3 separate regions of the Homo sapiens genome follow, and regions 2 and 3 are each linked to region 1. The links are chromatin loops, found by intact Hi-C in ENCODE. Cell type or tissue: heart right ventricle. All regions are shown on one strand.

Region 1 (8,000 bases):
TGTCTTGCATCAGTAGGAGGGGCCTATACACTTTGGGGTGTATTCTCTGTACTTAAGAATATTATGCAGCAGTTAAAAAGATCAAGATAGGCCAGGCACTGTGGCTCACGTCTGTAATCCCAGCACTTTGGGAAGCTGAGGCAGGAGGATCACTTGAAGCCAGAAGTGTGAGACCAGCCTGGGGAACATAGCAAGACGCATCCCTACAAAAAAACTTAAAAATTTGCTGAGTGCGGTGGCATGCACCTGTAGTCCTAGCTACTGGGGATGCTGAGATGAGGATTGCTTGAGCTCAGGACTTTGAGGCTGCAGTGAGCTGTGATTACACTACTGCACTCCAGCCTGGGTGACAGAGCGAGACTCCATCTCTAAAATAAACAAAAAAGACCAAGATATGCACTGATGGAGTATAAATTGGCACAGCTCCTGTGGAAGGCAGTTTGGCAAAATCTATCAAAATTAGCTACTCAAATACCCTTTGACTGTGCAGTTTCCCTTTGGGGACTTTATGCTGCAGACATATTTACACAGATGGAAAGTAATATAGGTACAAGGTTCTCTATTATAGCACTGATTGTAATAGTAAACATTGAAAACAAACCAATACTCCATTGACAGGGCTCTGGTTAAATTATAGTATAGCCATCCAGGGGAATACCATGCCTCTGTAAAAAGGACAAAGATGCTTTAATAGATGTTCTGAAAGACGTGGAAAGGCACTTCAAGCTTCAGAACAGTGCCATAAAATATGCATAAATTGTGTGCCGAATGGGGAAAAATAACCTATATTCATATTTGATGGAAATGCATGAAGAATAATTATTTGTCATGAGAAACAAACAATGGTGGTTACCTAGGAAACTAGTATGAGAACTGTGTAGACAAGGGACAGGAATAGGGAGGGAAACTTTTCATTGCACATCTTTTTATTCTTTTTTGGGTTTTAACCATATAAATGTATTACCCGTTCCCCCCATATGCATATAACGAGGAAGAGGTGGGTCTGCATATACTGACATGAAAAGGTCTGCAAGAGATATTGCTCAGAAAAACAAGCAAGTAGCAGAACAGTGTGCACATGCTCATCCATGTCTAGAAAAACAAGGGGGATGGCCTCAGGAGAAGGGCTTGAGAGGGGGGCCTGAAATGGTAGTGGGGGTGGGATGGCCAAGAGGGACTTTCCCTTTAGCTTCATGGTTCATTTTTTTTTTCCCAAGAAGAATGTAGTATGCGCTACTTGTTAATTACTTATAAATGAAGGAATAAAAAAGCTTTCTGGGATTGGTATTGTCTGGCGATGACCAGATCAAGGGTCAGGTTCTGGGAGCTGGTGACCGAAATGGAATGAAAGTGAGGTTGGAGTTCAGGAGGTACAAGAAATGTTCAGCCAGGCTGTTACCTAGATGTACACAGATGTTCAAAAGCTGGGATGTGGGGTGCTGGGAGCTGGGGTAAGACACTGAGGGGTAGCTCTGAAGGCTACAAGGAATGAGGGGGAGCCTCCAGAATTCTTTATCAATGGAGGCAGCTCCATGACTTCTAGAAGGGATGGCTGGAGGTTCTAGAGCTGATCTGCACGGCAGGAGAGAGGACTTTTATCTGATAGTGCAAGAGAAATAGTTCAGACCTGGACTGTCCAATGTAGTGGCCACTGGCCACATGTGGCTATTGAGCATTTGAAATGTGGCTAGTGCAACTGAGGAACTTAATTTTTAATTAAATTTAATTTAAATAGCTACATGTGTAGTTATGTTTCTCATAGTCTCAGATCTAGACTGAAGTGCCTGAGGAACTTGGGACTGGTAACATGGGGTGCGGAAGAATAAATGGTCTCCAATAGAAATGCCAAAAGGTTGTAGAGTGACTTAGGAGAGTGCCAGGATCCTATTCACGAGGAAAAGTGCTCCTGGGACAGACTGAATGTATGAGGGCAGAAGATATTTATGTGGAGACAAGGATCTGACATTTCCATCATTGCAGAAAGTTCAGTTAGACAGTGCAGGTCTACCCACATGCTGCTGCTGAGCCCTTGAAATGTGGCCAGTCTGAACTGAGATGTGCTGTGAGTGGAAATAAATACACACTGGATTACAAAGACTTGGTATAAAAACAGTGTAAAGTATCTCAATAATTTTTAATACTGATTACAAGTTGAAATGTTTTAGATATAGTGTACCTATATATTTTATTTATATTACAACTGTTTCTACTTTTTAAAATATAGCTACTAGAAAACTTAAAATTACATATGTGGCTCATGTTATATTCCTTTTGGACAGAGCTGATCTAAAAAAGTGCAGGGAAAAGGTTGAGAGGGGCACCAGGTCAAAGCAGGGCTGAGGATTATGAAGATAAAAGGCACTTTGGAAATGATGGCCTCACATTGCTACATTTTGGTCCCAGGTGGTATTTGGCCTTATCTCAGCTTGATGGGGAGAACTGTCATGGGCTCTGCCAAGGCACTGGGGTTCCAGCCCAGAAAGCGGTCAGGTAGAGGGGTGGAGGAGTGATGCAGAGGGCCTTGTTATGAGGATAGTTCAGGACTTTCCCAGGTTCTTTTTTCCCTCATTAAAATGTACTTCTCCCTCTAGTCTTAACTTGGCTAATAATACCTTAACATTTTACCCCTTTTTATAGTAAAGTTTGGCCTGATTAAGACAAGCCCTTCTCTTAAACACATGAAAAGGTGCTCAACTCACTTATAATAAGAAAAACACAAAGCAAAATATAAGGACATACCATTCTTCACCTAGCGGACTGGCCAAGATTAAAAAAAAAAAAATCAGGTTCAAACGATGTGGGGCAAGGTATGGGAAGACAAGGGGTTGGGAATTTGATTGGCACAACCTTTATGGAAGACAAATCGGCAGTGTCTGTGACAACTTTAATTGTGTATATCCTCTGACTAAATCCCAGTATTTATCCTACAGAAATACACATTGCAAAATGATATATGTAAAAGGGCATCCATTGCAGTAGTGTTTACAAAAGTAAGAGACTGGAGTCAATTTAAATGTCAATTTATAGAGACTGATTAAATAAATTATGGGTATCATTTCAATCAAATTATAAAATAATGTAACTTTAATAGCAGACAACTGCTAACAATAATAAGACAGGTCTCTATGTCAGATGTAGAAGGATCTCTAAATTATTGGTAAGTTTAGAAAAAGAAAAAGAAAGTAACAACCATGTATGTAGCACACTGCCATTTCTGTGGGGGCAAAAAACTCAATATATTTGCTGACATATATTTACAAGTGTATCGATTTTTTTTTTGAAGGATATATAAGAAATCAGTAACAGTGGTAACTTCCAAGGAGGGCAAATGCATTGTAGGGAGAAGGCCGACTCTATCTCTCACTGTATACTATTTTGTACCTTTAAAATTTTATGATATAAATATATTACCCACCAAATAAAATGAAATAAGACATTTTAAAACTTCTCTTTATGTATGAATTTCCTCTTATCACAACTCCATAAAGTGTCTTTGCCTGCACTTCACGATACAGCTCTTCCTGCTGCTGCAACTGTTTTTGCTTCCTAGAGACTCGGAATTACTATCTTTCCACTTAGTAACTGAAAAAAAATTGTATTCATTTATTTGATTGTCAAGTACAGTATCTGGATTTACCAGTTTTTAGGTTTCAAGAATTATTTTTTCCCTCTACTTTGTCTTTTTCTTCATGCTTAAATGTTTATCATTAAGTTCATCAAAGTATTTTTCTAAAATATTTACATTTAAAATGCACATTTCGGCTGGGCATGGTGGCTTACCCCTGTATTCCAGCACTTTGGGAGGCCTAGGTGGGTGGATCACCTGAGGTCTGGAGTTCGAGACCAGCCTGGCCAATATGGTGAAACCCCATCTCTACTAAAAACACAAAAAAGTAGCCGGGCATGGTGGTGGGCGCCTATAATCCCAGCTACTTGGGAGGCTGAGGCAGGCAGGAGAATCACTTGAACCCAGGGCAGGGGGAGCCGGGGGGAGGCGGAGGTTGCAGTGAGCCAACATCACGCCATTGCACTCCAGCCTGAGCAATAAGAGCAAAACTCTGTCTCAAAAGAAAAAATAAAAGCACATTTCTCTTATTCTTTGACATTCTCTTGTAATATACATTTCAGTTACATGAAATTGAAAGACAACCAAATGCAATGTGCCCTCTAGTGGTTAAAGAAAATAATTTACAATCCACCTCTCCTGAGCCAAATACACAGATCAAATGTAATTTTTCAAAGCCTACATTCAGTTATGTGGATAACTTAATTGGTTATTTCAGTGTGGCTTTTGTCCTCTTATGAAAACATGGCATATCAAAAAAATTGTCCATCTTATAAAATAATCATTTTTCTCTATTTGCAAAAACAAAAAAAGTATTGACCTATTTACCTGTTTGTTGAATAAACAATATATTAAAATAGACCAAAGAATGGGGAGTGAAAAGTAAATTTCCTCCCACCCCTGACCCTCAGAAGCTAAAGATGGCTTTCCTAGTGGCAAGCACAGTTGCCAGTTTTTAAATAAATATATTGTGTATATGCATAAACAAATACACGTTATATTAGTTATCTACTGCTACGTAGCAGATTACCCAGAACTTAGTGGCTCAAAACAACAAACATTTATTATCTCACATTTTCTGTGGGTGAGGAATGCAGCAGCTTAGCTAGGCCCCCAGCGCTGGGGCTTTCCCAAGGATGTAGTCAAGCTGTCAGCTGGTGCTGCAGTCAGCTCATGTCTCAGCTCGGGAGGATCTGCTGTCAGGCTCTCTCAAGGGGTTCTTGGCAGGATTTAGTTCCTCACACGTTGTTGGGCCGAGGGCCTCATTTCTTCACTGGCTTTTGGCCTGAGGCTTCCCTCAGTTTCTTGTTACACGGTCCTCTCCATAGGACACCTCACAGCATGACAGTTGGCTTCATCGAGTAAATAAGAGAGAAGAGCCAGAAAAGGCAAGCAAGACTAGAAGCCAAAGTTTCTTGGTAACCTAATTTCGGAAGTGATATCCTATCACATTTGCTGTGTTCTGTTTGTTAGAAGCAAATTCCTGGGTTGAACCATATTTAAGGGGAGAGGATTAAATAAGGGCATGGGCACCAGGAGTAGGAGATCACCGGGGGCCATCTTAGAAGCTGCCTGCCACACAGTTGTATATGATATATCTATAGATGCCTTAAAAAAAAAAACTTAAGGTTCTGTACCTTGCTTTTGTCATGTGATAGTGTATCTTGGAGCAAGTTCTAAGTCAGTACAGAAAGATCTCCCTCATTCTTCTAACAGTGGCATAGCATTTCAGCCCCCACCTCTACAGAGAGCATTCTTCGGGCATGCCATACCAAACCTTCTTAAGAGTCCCACATTGAGAAAAATTTTGCAATCTACTCATCTGACAAAGGGCTAATATCCAGAATCTACAATGAACTCAAACAAATTTACAAGAAAAAAACAACACCATCAAAAAGTGGGCAAAGGATATGAACAGACACTTCTCAAAAGAAGACATTTATGCAGCCAAAAGACACATGAAAAAATGCTCATCATCACTGGCCATCAGAGAAATGCAAATCAAAACCACAATGAGATACCATCTCATACCAGTTAGAATGGCAATCATTAAAAAGTCAGGAAACAACAGGTGCTGGAGAGGATGTGGAGAAATAGGAACACCTTTACACTGTTGGTGGGACTGTTAACTAGTTCAACTACTGTGGAAGTCAGTGTGGCAATTCCTCAGGGATCTAGAACTAGAAATACCATTTGACCCAGCCATCCCATTACTGGGTATATACCCAAAGGATTATAAAACATGCTGCTATAAAGACACATGCACACGTATGTTTATTGCAGCACTACTCACAATAGCAAAGACTTGGAACCAAGCCAAATGTCCAACAATGATAGACTGGATTAAGAAAATGTGGCACATATACACCATGGAATACTATGCAGCCATAAAAAATGATGAGTTCATGTCCTTTGTAGGGACATGGATGAAGCTGGAAACCATCATTCTCAGCAAACTCTCGCAAGGACAAAAAACCAAACACCGCATGTTCTCACTCATAGGTGGGAATTGAACAATGAGAATACATGGACACAGGAAGGGGAACATCACACACCGGGGCCTGTTGTGGGGTAGGGGGAAGGGGGAGGGATTAGCATTAGGAGATATACCTAATGTTAAATTAAGAGTTAATGGGTGCAGCACACCAACATGGCACATGTATACATATGTAACAAACCTGCACGTTGTGCACATGTACCCTAAAAACTTAAAGTATAATAAAAAAAAAAATAAAATGAAAGAAAGAAAAAAAGTGATTGCCGTTTTGCCATTACTTTCAATGGGAAAACCGCAATCACATCTGCACCAGTGTAATATCACTTTATCACGACAGTTTTGAAATAAGCTGAGAATAATTTTGATTTTATTTTTACAAAAAGGCAAGTAGAGCCTTGTGGATGCTTGATGACAATAATCTTTGAATATTAGTAATGTCAATATTAGTTGACATTAATAACGTGTTCAATGCCACATTTTTGAGTACATTTTCATTGGTTTCTAAGAAGAAATAGGTTATAGATTTAATGATTTTTGTACATGAAAGGGAAAAATTTTACTGCTTGTTAGAATTATAATACTTTTAATTTAAAAAAGTCCCATATTGATGGATATTAAGGGCATTTTTGGTCTTTTGCTGCACACCTTCTTTACCTATGTGAGAGTGCATCTAGAAGGTAAATTCCTACAAGCAGAATTGCTGGGTTAAAGGGTATGAGCACTTCACATTTTGACAGCTATGGCCAAATAGACATTCAAGGGAGGTTGTACCAATTTATTTTCCAACTATGAAGTATAAGAATTGTCTGCTTACCCATAGTTTCTTTTCTTTTTTTTTTTTTTTAGACCGAGTTGCGCTCTTGTCGCCGAAAATGCAGTGCAATGGCATGATCTCGGCTGACTGCAACCTCTGCCTCCTGGGTTCAAGCGATTCTCCTGCCTCAGCCTCCCAAGTAGCTGGAACTATAGGTGTGTGCCACCACGCCTGGCTAATTTTTGTATTTTTAGTAGAGACAGGGTTTCACCATCTTGGCCAGGCTGTTCTCGAACTCCTGACCTCATGATCCACCAGCCTTGGCCTCCCAAAGTGCTGGGATTACAGGAGTGAGCCACTGCGCCCGGCCCACCCACAGCTTCTTGAAGCATTTTTCCACAAGTTTTAATGAAAAAGGAAATGAGAAATCACAGGAGAAAAACTAAAATTCAAAGTCCAGTAAACTGGCCAAATTGGAGTAATTAATTCTTATTAACCAGAAATGGAACAAGGCTCTGATATCTGCATAATTTTGAGCTGGATTTATCAGGGTATTTTCCTAGTTTAATATACAAATGAGATGAGGGACCCTTTAGTTTAGGCCCAAGTTTGCCTGGTGATCTTTTGTGGCTCCTGTCCCTACAATGTTAGATAATGTTTCCCCCTCTGAGAGTTGTGTGGCTTTCTTAACAGCATTGAATAGATAGCATATCAGATTCCAACTTCATCTGGAGGATATGGCACTAATAGTGATATGGTGTGGCTTTGTGTCCCCACCCAAATCTCATCTCGAATTGTAATCCCGGAGGGACCTGGTGGGAGGCGACTGGATTATGGGGAAGCTTTTCCCCATGCTGTTCTCATGATGGTGTGGGAGTTCTCACAAGAGCTGATGGCTTTAAAAGTGTTTGGAAATTCCCCCTTTGCAGCATTAATCTCTCGCCTGGCGCCATGTAAGTTGTGCCTGCTTCCCCTTTTGCCATGATTGTAAGTTTCGTGAGGCCTCCCCAGCCATTTGGAACTATGATTCAATTAAACCTCTTTCCTTTATAAATTACCCAGTGTCAGGGAAGTTATTTATAGCAGTGTGAAAATGGACTAAAACAGATAGCAAAGCAAGTTTACACTGATTAATTACTTACTTTTGAAACTTTACAACTGTGGCCACTTTTGACTTTTTTTTT
Region 2 (8,000 bases), 160 kb before region 1:
TGCTTCTCAGCCTCCGAAGGTCAGTCTGGAAGTGGGGTGGGTGTCCAACATGCCCTTCTCCTGCTTTGGTGGGGCCTGCTGTCTGGCCTGCAAGTCACTGGCTCTCTCCTTCCCCTCCTCATCTTAACTGTCATCTGTCTCCTTGCCCTTCACTCACAAAGCTGGTCCCGGTTCTCAGCCCTCCCTGGCTGTGTTCCCGCGATCGTTTCTATGGGTCCACCCTCCCATGTCTGATCCCGCAGTCCCCGTGGCCTCATCTTCACCAGGGACTTTCCTAGACACTCAGTTCCAGGCTCGGATGTCTTCATGCTATGGCTGTTCATTGCCAGTCTATCAAATTTAGACCTGCTGGCAACCAGGACAGCGTTCTCCCCTCCAAGCTTATTTATTTAATCACTCTATGACTATGTTTTCTTCCATCTTTGATGGTTCAATATATTGGCTGCTCTCATTTTTCCCAACCCGTCAGCCCTGGCCTGTCTTTACTTCCTTAGCAATTCTATTTCATTTCCATGGTCCATTATTTCAATCATTTTCTACACAATGCCTTAAGGTCCCTTCCCCTCTGCCCTTCAGCCCTGTATGAATCTTCAGAGAAATCTGTTTTTCCTGTGCCTGCCCTCAGACAACTGAGTACACAAATGGGCCTTCAGCAGAGTGACAGGCTGGAGTTCAGCCTACTCTCCAATTTCTACAGCTGTTTTTCAAATTCTTTCTCATTCTCCTAACCTCCCGTGCTGCCACTCCCTTCTCCCTCTCAGAGGTGACCTTGCCTTTTTTTTTTTCTTTTTGAGACAGAGTCTCACTCTGTCGCCCAGGCTGGAGTGCAGTGGCGCGATGTCGGCTCACTGCAAACTCCGCATCCTGGGTCCACGCCATTCTCCTGCCTCAGCCTCCCGAGTAGCTGGGACTACAGGTGCCCACCACCACGCCCGGCTAATTTTTTTGTATTTTTTTAGTAGAGGCGGGGTTTCACCGTGTTAGCCAAGATGGTCTCGATCTCCTGACCTCATGATCCACCCGCCTCGGCCTCCCAAAGTTCTGGGATTACAGGTGTAAGCCACCGCACCTAGCCGACCCTGCCTATTTTCTAGGAAGAAGAGAAGCATAGCAGAAAATGTTCTCAAGATCCCCACCAAACCTCCAAGTCATCTTTATACCATCTCTCTTCTTTTCCTCCTCTGAGAGAGGGGTCACCCCCCTCCGACCTGAAGTCATGCCTTCTGTGAGTCCTCTGGAGCCAGCCCCTCTCACCTTTATAGAAACTTTCCTTCTCAGTTTATTCCTTCTGTCTGCCATTGCCTTCTTCTTTGCTAGTTACTCCCATCAACATAAGCAGGTTCAAGACTCTCAAAGCCTCTCCTTCTTCTTTAAGGCCAAACTTGGGGAATGAGCTACTGAACTTATTATCTCAATTTGCCATGCTCCACACTCCCCTCAGCACACACTGTCCGGGTTCTGCTGGCGGCACAAAGCCACTTACATAGATTGTGCTGGCGTCTCCAGTAGACTCCATGTCATGAAACCAAACGGAAACACTGTAGTCCTCCCTTATTGGAAGTCTCATCAACGCTTGACTCACTTACCACTCCCTTTTGTAACATTCCCTTCCACGGCTTTCACCACACATCCTCCCAGTTCTCCTCCCTCCTCCCTCGCCACTGCTTTTCAGTCACCTTTGCCAGTGTAACCTTCTCTTCAAAAAGACGGAAGTTTCTAGAGGGTTAATCTCCGCGCCTCTCCTCCTCCTGCCCTCAATCTCTGCCTAGGTCATCTCGTTCTTGATCATTGTTTCAACTATCTATATATTGATGACTCTTACTTTTTTTTGGCATAAAGACAAACTTTATTGAGCCCCTTAGCACTAGTTCTCTTTCTCCTGCACAGTCTTGGTTCCCCAGAGACGTCCAGTCTGGCGGGCAGCAATGAGACCCATTTTGCAGCCAGCAGGGTCATCTCTGAGATGGCGGAGGGGATGCCGATGTGCTGGTGGTTGCCACCTCCAAAAGGATGCTCCATAGGGTTCATGGCCACATCCCATACTCGTGGCCACCAGTTCCTCTTTGCCTTATATTTGTGGTAGGCTTGGCAAGCCTTCAAGATGGGTTTGTCAGTTCGGCCACCTCCAGCCACCACACCAACCACAGCTCTGTTGGCTGAGGAGACAACCTTCTTGGAGCCAGAGGGCAGCTTCACACGGGTCTTCTTGGTCTCAGGGTTGTGGGAGATAGCAGTGGCATAGTTCCCTGATGCCCAGGACAGCTTGCTACGGCCTCCAGGCTTCTCCTCCAGGCAGCACACGATCATACCCTCAGGCATGGTGCCCACAGGGAGCACACTGCCAATGTTGAGCTGGGCCTTCTTGCCGCAATACACAAACTGGCCCGTGTGAATGCCCTCGGCAGCAATGAAAAGCTCCGTCCGCTTCTTAAACCAGTACGGGTCGCGGAAGACCACCTTGGGGAGGGGCGCGCTGTGACCCGAGTTGTGGATGATGGGTGACTCTTAAATTTAAATCTGGCTTAAATCTTTTAGTCTGGGGACCCGTGTACCCCTACGCATGGCATATCCACTGGAAAATCTCACGGACACCTCAAACCCAACAAGGCGACAGCCTAATTTATAAATCCACCTCCGAATCCAGTTCTCTACCTCTGTGAACAGTGGCAGTATCCCCCTAGCTGTGCAAGCCCGGGACCTGGGAGGCATTCCTGACACCTACCTCCCTGACCTCCCTAGTCCAATGAATCACCAAGGCCTGTCACTGTTTCCCTCTCATCTCTTGACTCTCTCTGAATTTGTGCCATAGCACAGTTCGCCTGGACCAGCACGAGACTCTGGTGACCCCCTGGATTTCTACAATTCATTCACCTGACAGTGGCCACAGTGATCTTTGTAAAATGTGAAACTAATCCTGAACTTTGCTTAAACCCATCAACAGCTTCCCCCACACATAGGATAAACACAAAAATACTTAGAGCATAGGAGAGAGTTTGCAAGGCCTGAAGACGAAACTAGAAAGAGAGGCTGGGGACAAAGTGTGAAGGGTCTGACACACCACGGGAAGGGGTTTGGGCTCCCATGTGGTCCAATCTGGTAGTCACTAGTCACATGAAGCTTTTCAATTTTAAATTCATTAACATTAAATTAAAAGTTCAGTTCCTCAATATCATTAGCCACATTTTAAGTGCTCACAGTGGCTGCCATATTGGATAGCATAGCTGTAGACTATAAATTTAATGGGAGAACAACACAGTCTACTCGGTGTGGTGGGAGCGGGGTAGGGCATGAGGTCAGGAGAAAAGATAGAGGATATCAAAGATGACCCTATGAGTGCGGCTACCGATGCTGTGGACGTGCTTGGGAAAATAGGTGGAGAAGTAGGTCTGAGGCAGAAAATAGTGTGATAAAAACAAGTTTGTATATGCTTTCATTTAAATAGCTACAGTCACATTGTGTCCAGGAAAGAATTACAAATCCATGCTTGCGATTTCAGAGAAAGTTGAGGATGGAGATAAAAGCAAGGGAACCACTAGCTCAATGGGTGTGACCAGATAATTCACTGGAAAGAACATGGACACCAAGGCTTACTGAGCTGAGCTGGAGAAATACAGCAGTTACATGAGGCAGTACACGTCCACACCACACAGTGGCGCACTTGCAGAGTGCAAGGAAACGTTAGACCCAGAGGCGCCTGCCTGTACTCAGCCCCAGCCTAGGTGTACATGGAAAATGTGGGCAATAAAGCTGGGCTTATTTCAGCCTATTTTACATCTTAACCTTCAGTCTTTCCTTCCCGCTTTTCCCCCTCCTCCCTGGGTTTGGATTTTTAGATCTGAGGCCTGAAATCCCAGGGGGTGGAGCTGATAGGCCAGGTACTACCTACAGAGACCCTGCCTCTCCACTCCCTACATACATGCCTCAGCCCCCCAGGCCAGTTTCCCAACCAGCCTCTGTACTTCGTTGAATATTGTTGTTTAATTTACTCCGATTTGAAAATAAATAAATAAATAAATAAATAACATTTTATATGACATTTCGCTGAGAAGCAAAAAAAAAAACCAAAAACAAACATTGGCAGAATATGAAAACACAGATAGCAAGGCCCTAGAACTTCAACCTAAAATATCACAATTCTATGTAATAAAAAGCAAACGACAAGTTTGTCAGTTCCAGAAACAGAAACTTAGTCTTAGAATGATCTGTGCTTCTAATAGGCTTCCTAGTCATTGTTCAATGGTCATAATTTTCTTACCTGATATTTAAAAACTATTAGCTTACAAGCATTCTTACACCCCATACCTTTCTTTCATTAATGCAGTCATATTATTCTCTTACCAAAGCTTTCATCCTATTTAACTTTAATTTCAAGTATCTTCCTCTTATTTTTTTTCTACTTTAAAAGAATTCTTCTTATACTCCTAAAGTTTTTGCACAAACTTCCAAACAGGAAAACTTACCCGTGGTTACAGGGAATGTGGTGGTGACAGGCTGTTCTGTAGTTGTAGGCAGTTTTTTTGGCCTGAATATGTAGTGACCAATAAACCCATCTGCAGTTAAACTTAAGTCTGATAAAAACTGAATAAGAAGTTCATTTCTCTCAGACACAATTGGCCTAAAAAAAGAAAAATGTGTTTTTTTATAAATACTTAAAAGTGGTGCCTCTCTGAAAATGTAAAATTTTCTAGTTTTCCATTAACTTCCGACAATAGATTACCAGTTGTTTAAACTTAAAAGTTAAAACGTTTAAAAATACCAATTCTAATAGCTAACATTTACCGAGTGTTTGCTCAGCTAGGCACTGTGCTTTATGTGAATTGTCACATTCCACCTTCACAACAACCCTATTTTTATCTCTTTTTTTATGGAAAAGGCAATTGAAGTTCAGAGAGTTCAAGTGATTTACTCAAGGCCCTATAGCTAGTATGTTGGGAGAGTCAGAACTTGAACCCAGGACCAGATAACTCTAGAGACTGTGGCAGACGTTGGGACATGGCTGGTTTTCAAAAAGCACCTCATGATTTGCCTGATTGGGAAAAGGCAGATTCTCTGAACTAAGACTTGCGTTCAAGCTGGCCTGGGTTTGCCATGTTGGCTACAGAGCATAAAATGGACAAATCTGGTGAACAAATTCCCACGCCCTGTAAAGATGCAGCCAGAGGGATTATCTCAGTGGACTGATTATCTTTTCTATCCACTCCGGGCTAAGAAAGCCATGCAAAGGACTTCCATTTCATTTTCAATGGCAGTTCTTCGGTATGTCTGAAATGGAAACATTTCTATTATAATCTCCATTAGCAAAATGCTGTAAAGGAAAAAAAAGAAAGTGATGAATCTGTTTTGGTGTTCATGAATGGCATCATTGATTAAGAGCTCTAATTTTAGGAGCTTCCTGGTTAGCTGGCACTAAAGATTTAGTGGAGATGGTAAGTGAGGCTCAAAAGCTCTCTAAAATCTTAGGGGATTACTATATTACACAAGATAGTTTCATTTAAGTTTTGCTATTGTTATTTACACAATGGTTAAAAAAATGCTGTCTGATTAATTCTGTTTAAAAACTAATTCAGAAGTAGAAAAAATTTAACAAGTTATTTAAATGAATTAACCAGTGGTCTGACTGAACACCTTTTTGAGACATCTTCTCAGCCAATCACTTCTTACACATCATGGACACCAAATAATGAAGCAGCATTTTTTTCCCCCTACTGTCAGCTGTGCTGAGTGGGGTTGGGTGGCAGAGAGGGTAGATCTACCTGACCCAACCAGTTAGAAAAACTGCGTGATCTTTTCCGTCCTGAATATAACCTTCTGAGCCAGGGGATGAGATGAATCAAAAAGTGAGCTTTGTGATCTACATTTACAGTTTACTATGGGTTGAATATTTATCCCCTCCAAAACTCATGTTGAAATTTAATGCCCAGTGGGGCAGTATTGAGAAATGGAACCTTTAAGAGGTGATTGGGTCATGAGGGCTCTGCCCTCAGGAATGGATTCATCCATTCACAGATTAATGGATAAGTGGGTTAATGGATTAATGGGCAATCACGGGAGTGGGACTGATGGCTTTATAAGACGAGAGACCTGAGTTAGCATGCTCTGCCCCCCTTGCCATGTGATGCCCTGTGCTGCGTGGGGACTTTGCAGAGAGTCCCCACCAGCAAGAAGGCTCTCCCCAGATGTGGTCCCTTGACCTTGGACTTTTCAGCCTCCGTAACTATAAGAAATTCTTTTTCTTTATAAATTACTCAGTTTCAGGTATTCTGTTATAGGCAACACAAAACGGACTAAGACACTTCCAGCCACAAAAGTGATGAAGTTATTTAAATAATGCTTCTGAGATTCGAGCCTTTCACGAAAATATTCTATCATGCTTTTGAAAAACACTCCCATTAAATAAATAAAAACAATGCACTACACACAATTCTAACCTACAATTACAAATAAAACATGTTAATTTTGTTTAAATGATAAAATTACAAAAAAAGCACTTATAAGCAGCAAAGGAAAGGAAAGACTCAATCAGGTCAGCCTTCTAGACATGATGTTATAATTATATGATCATTCACTGCCTTTTCTATGAATTAACCTTGGGGGTAGTATATTGGAAACTGAATTTTCTCAAGGAAGAGTATTTTAGGAACAAAGACATATTTTTGTTCTGCTGCAACTGAGCTTTAGGATAAATGTGACAGAATCACAGTGCCACAAATGTACTGGGGGCCATGTTACATCTGCAAATTGTTATAAATCACTAGGCAGACAAGAGGAAATTTCACTTAGATCCACTCTGCATTGGCAAATCCCAAGAACGGACTGAGATGCTGTTTCATGTGGTATAGAGCCAGTTACTGTTAGCTGTCTCTAGTTATCATTCCATAGTCTTCCTGTCCTTCAGTCACTACAGCCAACCAAACACCATGTCCTGCCATTTTTGCCTCCTAAGTATTTCTTGATCCACACCCTCCTCTTCATTTCTACCACCCTTCTCCACCTCCTCGACTTTACCTGGACCATTGCAACAGTCTCTGAACTAGGCTCCCTGCTCACCTTCTCTAGGACGGGGGTTCTAGAGCCTCTGGTCCTGTCACGCCTGGCCTAAATTCAGTTGAGCGTTACCATCTCTGCAGCACACGGAAGCCAACTCAACCCTCCTGCCTCATCTGTATAGAGGCCCCAACTCAAGGTTTTGGCTGCAGAAATAACACACATCTCTCCCGCGTATCTTTATTAATGGAGTTACCTCTGCTTGGGATGAGCTTGTCCTCCCTGCTGTCTCTAACTCCAACTCTTCCTTCAAGACTCATCTTCGAGAGGCACAATCTCCTTTCAAAAGCTTTCCCTGATCACTTGTCCAGACTGGGCCAAAGAACTCAAAAACCCACCCAGGACATTCATTAGCCAATTTACTTATCTGCCTTATTCTGTTCCCTCCCAGTACTTTTCTTTGCAGTTTTAATTTATCTTTGTATTCCAGGTGCCCAGCACACAGCCGGGGAGGAATCAATGTTTCTGAACAGAATTCAATGGCATTGATCTACACTGAATCAAACCAAGTATGATGGGGTGCTGTCTACCTATCCCCAGTGCTCCTCCTGTTCATTTTTTAACAGGGAAAAGCTCCCCAAACAGGTTTTCTCATTTTCTGCACTGCTCTAACCCAGACGTATTCTGACTATGAAAACTATTCCTCTGGATAAAAGTGTTAGTTGGTGAGCTGGCAGCCAAGCTCTTCCAGTCAAACCCCTGGTAAATGAGTGATGCTCAATAGCCGCCGCCAGGGCTGCCCCTCCTCCACCCTCATGGAGGCAGCCACTACCCTGAATTTTGTGCTTATCATTTTCTTGTTTTTAGCTATAGGTTTATCACACACATATGCATCACTATGCGATATATTGTGTAGGTCTACATGTTTTTAAACGTCATAAATGAAAGGGTACAGTGTGCATTTTTTTTTTCTTTTTTGTTTTGTGTTTTTGAGACAAGGTCTCACTCTGTCGCCC
Region 3 (8,000 bases), 58 kb before region 1:
ATGGAGGTTTCTGCTCTTGAAGTTGTGATTCTCTGTATTTGCCTGTTGGTCTTCCCAATTTTGGGGGAAGCAATTTGTCCTGTGCCATCACTTCTCTTATAGAGCTAAGAAGAGTTGTTGATTTTTCACTGCTTTTTTTTTTTTTTTTTTGAGACAAGAATATCGCTCTGTCACCCAGGCTGGAGTGCAATGGTGCAATCTCGGCTCTCTACAACCTCCACCTCCCAGGCTCAAGCAATTCTCATGCCTCAGCCTCCCGAGTAGCTGGGACCACAGGTGTGCACCACCATGCCTGGCTAATTTGGTTTTTCAGTTTGTTCAGCTTTTTACTCATTAGGACAGAGTGGCAACTTCCAAATTTCTTACATGCTGAACCAGAAACTGTTTTGTTAGTTTTTTAGGATTCACTTTAAGTCTTTTCCTCCAGGGAGACTTCCCCAACTTTCAGGTCTGCATTAGGGACCCCTATGATGTGCTCCTGTAGATGCTTTTTGTTTCCCATAGCTTTTATACATATTGTGATTGTCAATTCACTTGTCAGATTCCCCCGTTAGACTGTTGGCTCTGTGTGGAAAGGACGGTTTGCCTTACTCATTCCTGTATTCTCAGCACCATCCATCAATGCCTGACATATAATAGGTATTGAATAAATATGTGTTGGGTGAATAAATGAATGAATGGAAGAGCTTATTCTCTGTAATTACAAATAAATTAGAAGCAGCTGTTAAATATAATTCATTCATTCAATCAATCACTATTTACTAAAAGCCTATCATGTGCCAGGCACTAGGTTAAGAAACTGATGATGAAAAAGCCACATAAATATGGAAACATGTTTGTAACACAATCTAATGAAAAAAAACCAGAATACATGTATGTACACCATAATTTAAACTCTTTAAAATATGTAGGAGGCAGGCTGGTATTGCACAGTGGTTTTAAGATTTTCTATTTTTAGTTAAAGTCTCTTTCTTCAAATGAAATCTTAGAAGGACAATGTATAAAACATAAAAAGCAAGATTTTCTGCTTGATGCGGGGGCAGAGGCCAGAGCCTGCCTACCCTTTTCCTAGTCTGCTCTCCTGTCTGTCCTCTGTGCTACTGCCACCTTCCCAAGCCAGAAGTAAGCCACTGTGGCACCTTCACAGAGGATTATTTGAAAATTCCCAAAATAGACTTCTGGTTAAACATTGCAGTTTAAAAACCTGTGTTTTTCTTTCATCTCTTTCAAAATGCTACTAAAATGACAGCAAAGAAGCCAAAAAGGCCCAAGTCCACAAGACAGAAAGAATAGGTGAAAAGTCCATGTCATCTCATTTTTGGAGATGGACATGGACAGGGGCTGAAACTGCAGTACCAGCAGATGGGGAGCTTAAGAAGGAAGCTAGTTCATGGCACAGCACCCGTAAAGTCCCCAGAATTGGAGGCACCAGATTCTTCTGAAAGAAAAGGTAAGAGGCGGAGCTGAAAACAGGAGGTTTATGGAAAGTCCTTGGAGAAAGCAGTCAGACCTCTGGATTCCTTCCTCATCTTTCAGCAGCCTCTCTCTTGTCCTGGCAGAAACCAGGTTTACTCTCTTGGGAAACTCAACCACAGGAGGATCTGGGGACACAGACCGGCGAAGGATGGTAGAGATGCATCACTGAACTAGGAGAATTAAATGATTGGCTTAGGGTTGGGAATGCGACCTCAACTGGATCAGTTGAGGCCATCCTTGGCATTTTTAAATTCTGAAGCTGGAAGTGTGGGGAGGATAGTGTGTGTATTCTGCAGGTGTTGAGGTCCTTGTTCTAGTCCTTGAGATTCCTGGCTCCGACTGTTTCCTGTAACTCTTTAATTCTATGAAACACCCAGTATTCTTCTATTTTATTCTGCTCAGGCTGCATTAACAAAGTATTACAGACTGGGTGGCTAAAAATGGGAATTTAATTCCTTGTGACTTTGGAGACTAGAAATCTGAGATCCAGGTGTCATGGAGGTTGGTTTCACTCTGGAAACTCTCTTCTTGCTTGCATATAGGCCTCCTCTCTGTGCCTTCACTTGGCCTTCCCTCTGTGTGTGTCTTTGTCCTAATCTCACTTTCTTACAGGGACACCAGTTAGATTAGATTGGGATCCATCCGAATGACCTCAATTTACCCTGATTACCTCTTTAAAGGCCCTATGCCAAATATGGTTATATTTGGAGGTTCTGGGAGTTAGGACTTCAACACATGAATTGTGGGGGGACAAAATTCAGCCCACAATGCCTTCTACTATTGCCAGCAAATAAATAGCTTTTGAGATAACTTAAGAGATTTTAAATTTAGTTTCTGGTGCTTGCACGCAAAGAGTTCTGACTTATACTATTCACTTGCCTCTTGGATATTGCCTTTTGTCCATTATAGTTGTCATTAACTGTTATTTAAATCCGCATTACCATTCACCTTTTCCTATGTTTCTGTTCCTTAAGATGGGAGGTAGATCATAGTTTGCATAGCCCATGGAGTCAGATGACCAAAGTTGTAAAGTTCTGTTTGCTGGCTGCCTGATCTTGGTGAAGTTCTCTGTGCCTCAATTTCCTTATCTGTAAACTGGGGATGGTGATAATAACAGATATTCACAGAGTTGTTGTGAAGATTAAACGTCTTAATGAATGTAAAGCACTTAGACCAACCTGGCTTATGGCGAGTGTTACATAAGTTCATGCTATCATTTATTCATTCAGTAGTCTCTATAGGGAATAGCCATGTGCCATGGATGTGGTAGATACTTAGTAAATATTCATTCTCTCTTGTTAATGTATGTGTTATAATAAGTGATTCTCAAAGTTATCTTCAAATTCTTATTACTCTGTATATTGTTATCTGCCAGTGTAATGATATCTAAAGCACATATCTTAAATACTTTAAACAATCTGATATAACAAACAAAGATAGAGCCATTTTCTTCTACATTGGAAGCTGTGCTGTGTAGGATGAGAGACTGGGGTGGAAGTAGGGATTGCAGGCTTCTGGTCCTGGCTATACCCTCACACTGTGAGACTCTGAACAAGCCTATACTCTCTGGGCTCTGCCTCCTTTATTTACACACCAAGGCTGGACTATGTAAGCTTTAGGCTCTTTAATGTTTTATATCACTTATCTTTGAAAGGCCATCTTAGGTGAGCTGCTCAGAGTCTTTAAAAGCTACATTTCCCCCTCCTTTCTTACTTTAAATATAATGGTAATTAAAATGTTTCGGAATTATATATTAGATGCATTTCGGGCATCAGTTACAAGAATGAGAAAGAAATTATTAACAGTTGGCAAAGATTAGTATCAGTTATAGTATCTTGTTATAAGTTTAGAATTTTATTTTCTAATGAGTAACCTCTCCTCCACCACACAAAAAACTAGTGTGCTAACAAAAGAATTAAAAAATGGGATTTTATTTGATTGGATTTTAACTTCTTGGCCATTCTTAATATTTTTGGAATAGGCTTTTGAGTCCTGACCTTCTAAGTCAATTTGTTAGTCTGCATCTGTAGTGTCTCTGGCACGGCTGGGAAGTGGTGGGGGGCGGGGGGTGGGTGGGTGCAAGAAAAGTAAAATATATGATGTTCACTCTTGACCAGCCTATTTTGTGCTGTGAACACCCACACTTGCACACAATACTCAGACATATTAACACATTTGCATGCACTCTCCAATATGTGCAAAGTAACATCACATTCCTTCTTTCATTCAACAAAAATGTGTTGATTGCTCACTCTGTTCCTGGGGATCTGTGTGAACCAAGACAAAGTTGACACTGTAGTTAGATATACCTCTCTGAATAAAAGAGTAAGTTTAAGGTAGAGTGAGGGTTAATTCTCTGTTTATAAGCCTCATGGGTGAATTCACACCGAGCAGCAGAGGGCAGTGTTCTCAGACAGGGCAGCTCTCCTGAGGATCTGCAAGGAAGCAGGGCGTGCCTTGTGTGACTGGTGTTGTCGAGCAGATCATTTTTTAACACCCCACTACTCCATACAGCATTATTTTTGGTAATAATAATGAAATGAATAAAAAGAAAAATGGACTGAGAGAGATTTTTATTTTATTGAACTTCGTATATGTAATCATTCCAATAAAAATGAAAAATAAAATAATAAAATACATTTTATAGTATCAAAAAAGGGGAAAGTAGTGGACTAATACTTTTAATTACATTAATGTTTTTCAAACAAAAAAGAAAATACACATACCTACATACTAGACTGCCATAAAAATGAATAACATTACAGTGCAATAGTAATTACATAAGAAAAAGAACAATAAAAAAGACATCAATTTCAATTTTTAAAGATATTATTCAAAGGTGTGAAATATTGCACATGTGAAATAAACTTGCAGTTACCAAAAAAAATTACACCTTGTGGTTTACGCTGCATTATTATTTTAAATTTTAATTATAAATAAAAACTCCAAGTGAGTTTTCATGAGAGCACTAAATTGAATGAGAGAGAATTGAGGTAGCCCAAGTTCTGTCACAATCACTCTACTGCCATTGCTTATTCCAGATCTAGTGTTTAAATGCAGAAGCAGATAGTCCCACATGGGTTGGAGCATGAAGTGTACCCAAAGCAAGCACAAATATGAATGATTCTGAACCATCTGGAACTTAACTCTCAAACAAGAGTGTGTAGATAAGTCCATTTATGTCAAGTCTTCTCTGAGTTAACTCCCACACAGGAGTTATTACTAAAGGAGAAAATGTGTTTCTTAAGAGATAAGCAATAACATTGCTGATTTTATGTATTACAAAATTGAATAATAACCACAGAAATTTTTTCGACTGCAGACCAACAAAAGATTTAGCGGGGACGGGGAGAGCATTTGACCATTGTGTAGAATTGCCAATGTGTGAATATAGTAAAAGCAAATCAGCTTTTAGTCCATTTAATTATTGTTTTAAAATTCTCTATAGAAAATGTGTCTCCTTATTGCCTGAGACTACTCCTATTACTACTGTTGGTTTACCAATGCCATTGGCAATTGGAAACAACGATATAGGGACTGGACTGTAAATTAAAGCCATATGTATTTAACACTAGCAGGCCCAGCTCTACATGGGAACCTCATGAAGCCCCAGTTGACATTCTGGATCTTGCAGCAGAGTGAAGAGTCTGTTCAAAGCTGCTTTGCATAGGTTCTGAAATGGCTGCATAAGCTGGTTAATAGATAACCAGTCATTTTATAAAATAAGAGGTAGGGTGTGCATGTTTATGTGAGGGTGTGTGCATGTGTACACGTGGGGTAAAGTCAAGAAAGGTGATGAAAAGCACTAAGAATAACCGTAAGATGAATTTGTGCCCTCTCCTGGAAACAATGGGAAATTTTGGGTTTAAAAGTAACATGGATTTAAATAGCCTCTCCAAGTTTAAAATACCTCAAAGCGTTTAATTCTTCTTTTAGTTTCCCTGTGAGTTTGCTGAGATGTCTATTACCAGTTCAACAATGAGGCAATTGTGATAGGGATACTCAATGGTACTTTCCCCCAGGATGAATGTATGGATCAATAGATGAGTTCTAGACATATTTATAAGAAAAGAACCAAACTTAGTGACAAGCAACCATTTAAAGCTACTATTTAGAAGTGTTCACTGATAGAGATTGTACTTACAGATATTCACCAAAGAAAAATCTCCTGCATGTGCACCAGGAGACATGTTATGAAAATGTTCTGACAGTTTGAGGTTATTGATCCTCAGCTATGGTTTTCTGCTCAATGCTACTAATGACCCTCCAAAAAGATCACCTTCTTTTGAGTGCAGAGAGGTGGTTTTGGTCTTTGTTGTGGAGAAGCTCTTGGAACTTTCTCACTGCAGAAACCATGCTGTTGTCGTGTTCCTTCTGCTTAGCCAGCTGGGCCTATTGCCCGCTGCTCCAGGTGTCCAGGTCTTCCAAGGCACAGCTCAGGATCACACTACCTCATGCCTTACACCGCTGGCTTCTTCCCTCCTACCCTGGGCCCTCCTTGTCACCAGGTGCAAGACACAACAGGACCACTGGGGGCACGCTGGCTTGATAGGGCCTCGAGACGTCAGGCTGCAGGCAGAAAGGAAATGTCCCTGGCTTGTGCATGCTCACTGACTCACCTTGTGTTTTGAGACTCATACAAAGGGCCAGGTAACAATGCTAGAAGCTAATACCCAGTGAAACAAAAAAAAAATTTGTTTTTGTTTTTGTTTTTTTGAGACAGAATCTCACTCTGTCACCTAGGCTGGAGTGCAGAGGCAGGATCTCGGCTCACTGCAACCTCTGCCTCCCAGGTTCAGATTCTTGTGCCTCAGCATCCCAAGTAGCTGGGATTACAGGCGCCACCATCACGCCCAGCTAATTTTTGTATTTTTAGTAGAGATGGGGTTTCGCTGTGTTGGCCAGGCTGGTCTCCAACTCCTGGCCTCAAGTGATCTGCCCACCTCGGCCTCCCAAAGTGCTGGGATTACAGGTGTGAGCCACCACGCCCAGCCCCAGTGAGGCAAATTTTAACTACTGAGAGGCAGATGATAGGCAATAACCCATGGATAAATTCTTGCTCTTCTTCTCTCCCAAAGGATTCCTCTGAGAAATGTTTCCATGTGGGCCTCTCTGGAAACTTCCAGGTGACAGAGCAACCAATAGTGCTTTCTATGAAGCAAGGCCAGCTCAATAATAAGACATCTTCTCTTTACTTTCCTGCCTTCCTGTCTCATTGGCCTGCCCCTGTTCACTCCTGCTCCCTTGGGTTTGCATCCCTCTAGTGAAGCTTTAGAATGTAAATTTTGCCTCAGACTATAATTTCTAGGAAACCTAGACTCAGACAAAGAATATTTACTGCAGTAAAATTGTCACAATGCTCATTGTTTTATGATCACAAAATAAGTAATTAAACTATCAGTACAAAGAAAAAGAAGAAAAAATAGACAAAAAAGTACTTTCAAAACCGGAAACTAGAATTAAAGCAAACACAGACTCAGTGCAAAGAATAGATTTCACTTCCATTCTTTCTCTGCTGCTTATTTGCAAGCTGTCTTGTACACATTATATTTTAAATGTACAATATTGTGAAAAAATTGAGCTCCCTAAGAAATACTTAAATATATGGATGCCAATGATTAGTCTACAAAAGAAAAGTAATATTCAGAAGAGTAGTAGTTGTTTCAGATATAACTTTAATGTATTTCATTATAGAAAATTGGCTTGAGTTTCAGAAGTTCGGTTAAGAGATCTGGAGTCAGGCTGACCTGGGATGAAAAGCCCAGCTCTAGCCATCACGTAGAAGTTACCAAGTCTCTTTAGGCTTCAGTTTTTCTCCTCTTTTAGATAAAGATGGGATAGTACATAAGTCATAGGGTTATTATAGGTTTTAAATGAGATAATTTAGTATCTGATCCCCAGTGCTCAATAAACATTATTATTATGACCCATAATAGTGCCAGTGAGGAAAACTAATTCTTTGTGAGCAATAATTGGTGTTGAGCAAAGCTGTATTAATGCTAGTTATCTTGGGAAAGATCAATTCTAGTTGGAACTTTTGCAACAGAAAACAGGATGTGATTTTTTCATCATTTTAAGAATGTGGTGTGTGTGTGTGTGTTTGTGTGTGTGTGTGTGTGAACTCATTCAACCCATTTTATGGAGCACCTACCTTGGGCCCAACAATTTTTCTAGGCACAAGGTTAGATGCGAGTCAAGGTAGAGTAGGTCCCTGTCCTCAAGGATTTTCTGTTCATGAAAAACAGCTTATTATTGTTCTTTTTTTGTTTTCTTTTGCAAAAGGAGCAATTCAGCACTTGTCATGCAGATAAGAGGTCAACACCCCAGGACGGAGTGAAAACCTAAGGTTTGTATTTTTGATACACAAAGTGCTCTTTTGGAGGAAACCAAAAAATGTCGAGTTTCTGGCAAGGTATGGAAACAGGACAGAAGGAGACCAGAGTCGAAGCACCAGAGGGCATAGATGTGGAAAGTGGTCCTAGTTAGGAGCTGTTGCCCAGGAAATGTTGAGGGCACAAGCTGTA

What was found. Hi-C counts contacts between places; a loop is a spot of excess contacts. Peaks named below come from ENCODE experiments on the same cell type or tissue, not always from the same donor. Only the 100,000 strongest peaks of a DNase experiment are listed, where the experiment ranks them.
Region 2: it touches region 1 in a loop (7-fold over the local background); 92 of 110 quality-filtered maps call a loop at or near these places.
Region 3: it touches region 1 in a loop (5-fold over the local background); 35 of 110 quality-filtered maps call a loop at or near these places.

Annotation. Positions count from the first base shown.
Region 1 is chr3:142,983,107-142,991,106 of GRCh38, forward strand. All of the region lies in intron 2 of PAQR9-AS1 (PAQR9 antisense RNA 1), which reads left to right. Among named protein-coding and RNA genes, the nearest start is that of U2SURP, 14 kb to the right of the region's middle. In heart right ventricle, a CTCF peak has its summit at 4,173 (motif pointing left); a DNase peak (open chromatin) is centred at 4,749; H3K27ac peaks cover 1,124 bases.
Region 2 is chr3:142,825,232-142,833,231 of GRCh38, forward strand. It overlaps PCOLCE2 (procollagen C-endopeptidase enhancer 2), which reads right to left. Exons shown (of 9, transcript NM_013363.4): 6 at 4,461-4,615. It also overlaps the pseudogene RPL8P3. Among named protein-coding and RNA genes, the nearest start is that of PCOLCE2, 60 kb to the right of the region's middle. In heart right ventricle, CTCF peaks have their summits at 3,641 and 3,840; a DNase peak (open chromatin) is centred at 3,670.
Region 3 is chr3:142,925,447-142,933,446 of GRCh38, forward strand. HLMR1 (hepatic lncRNA metabolic regulator 1) reads left to right here and starts at 1,229. Exons shown (of 5, transcript NR_038455.1): 1 at 1,229-1,450; 2 at 7,759-7,822. RefSeq lists an enhancer at 3,721-4,015. In heart right ventricle, CTCF peaks have their summits at 3,872 (motif pointing right) and 5,329 (motif pointing left); no DNase peak of the experiment used is centred here.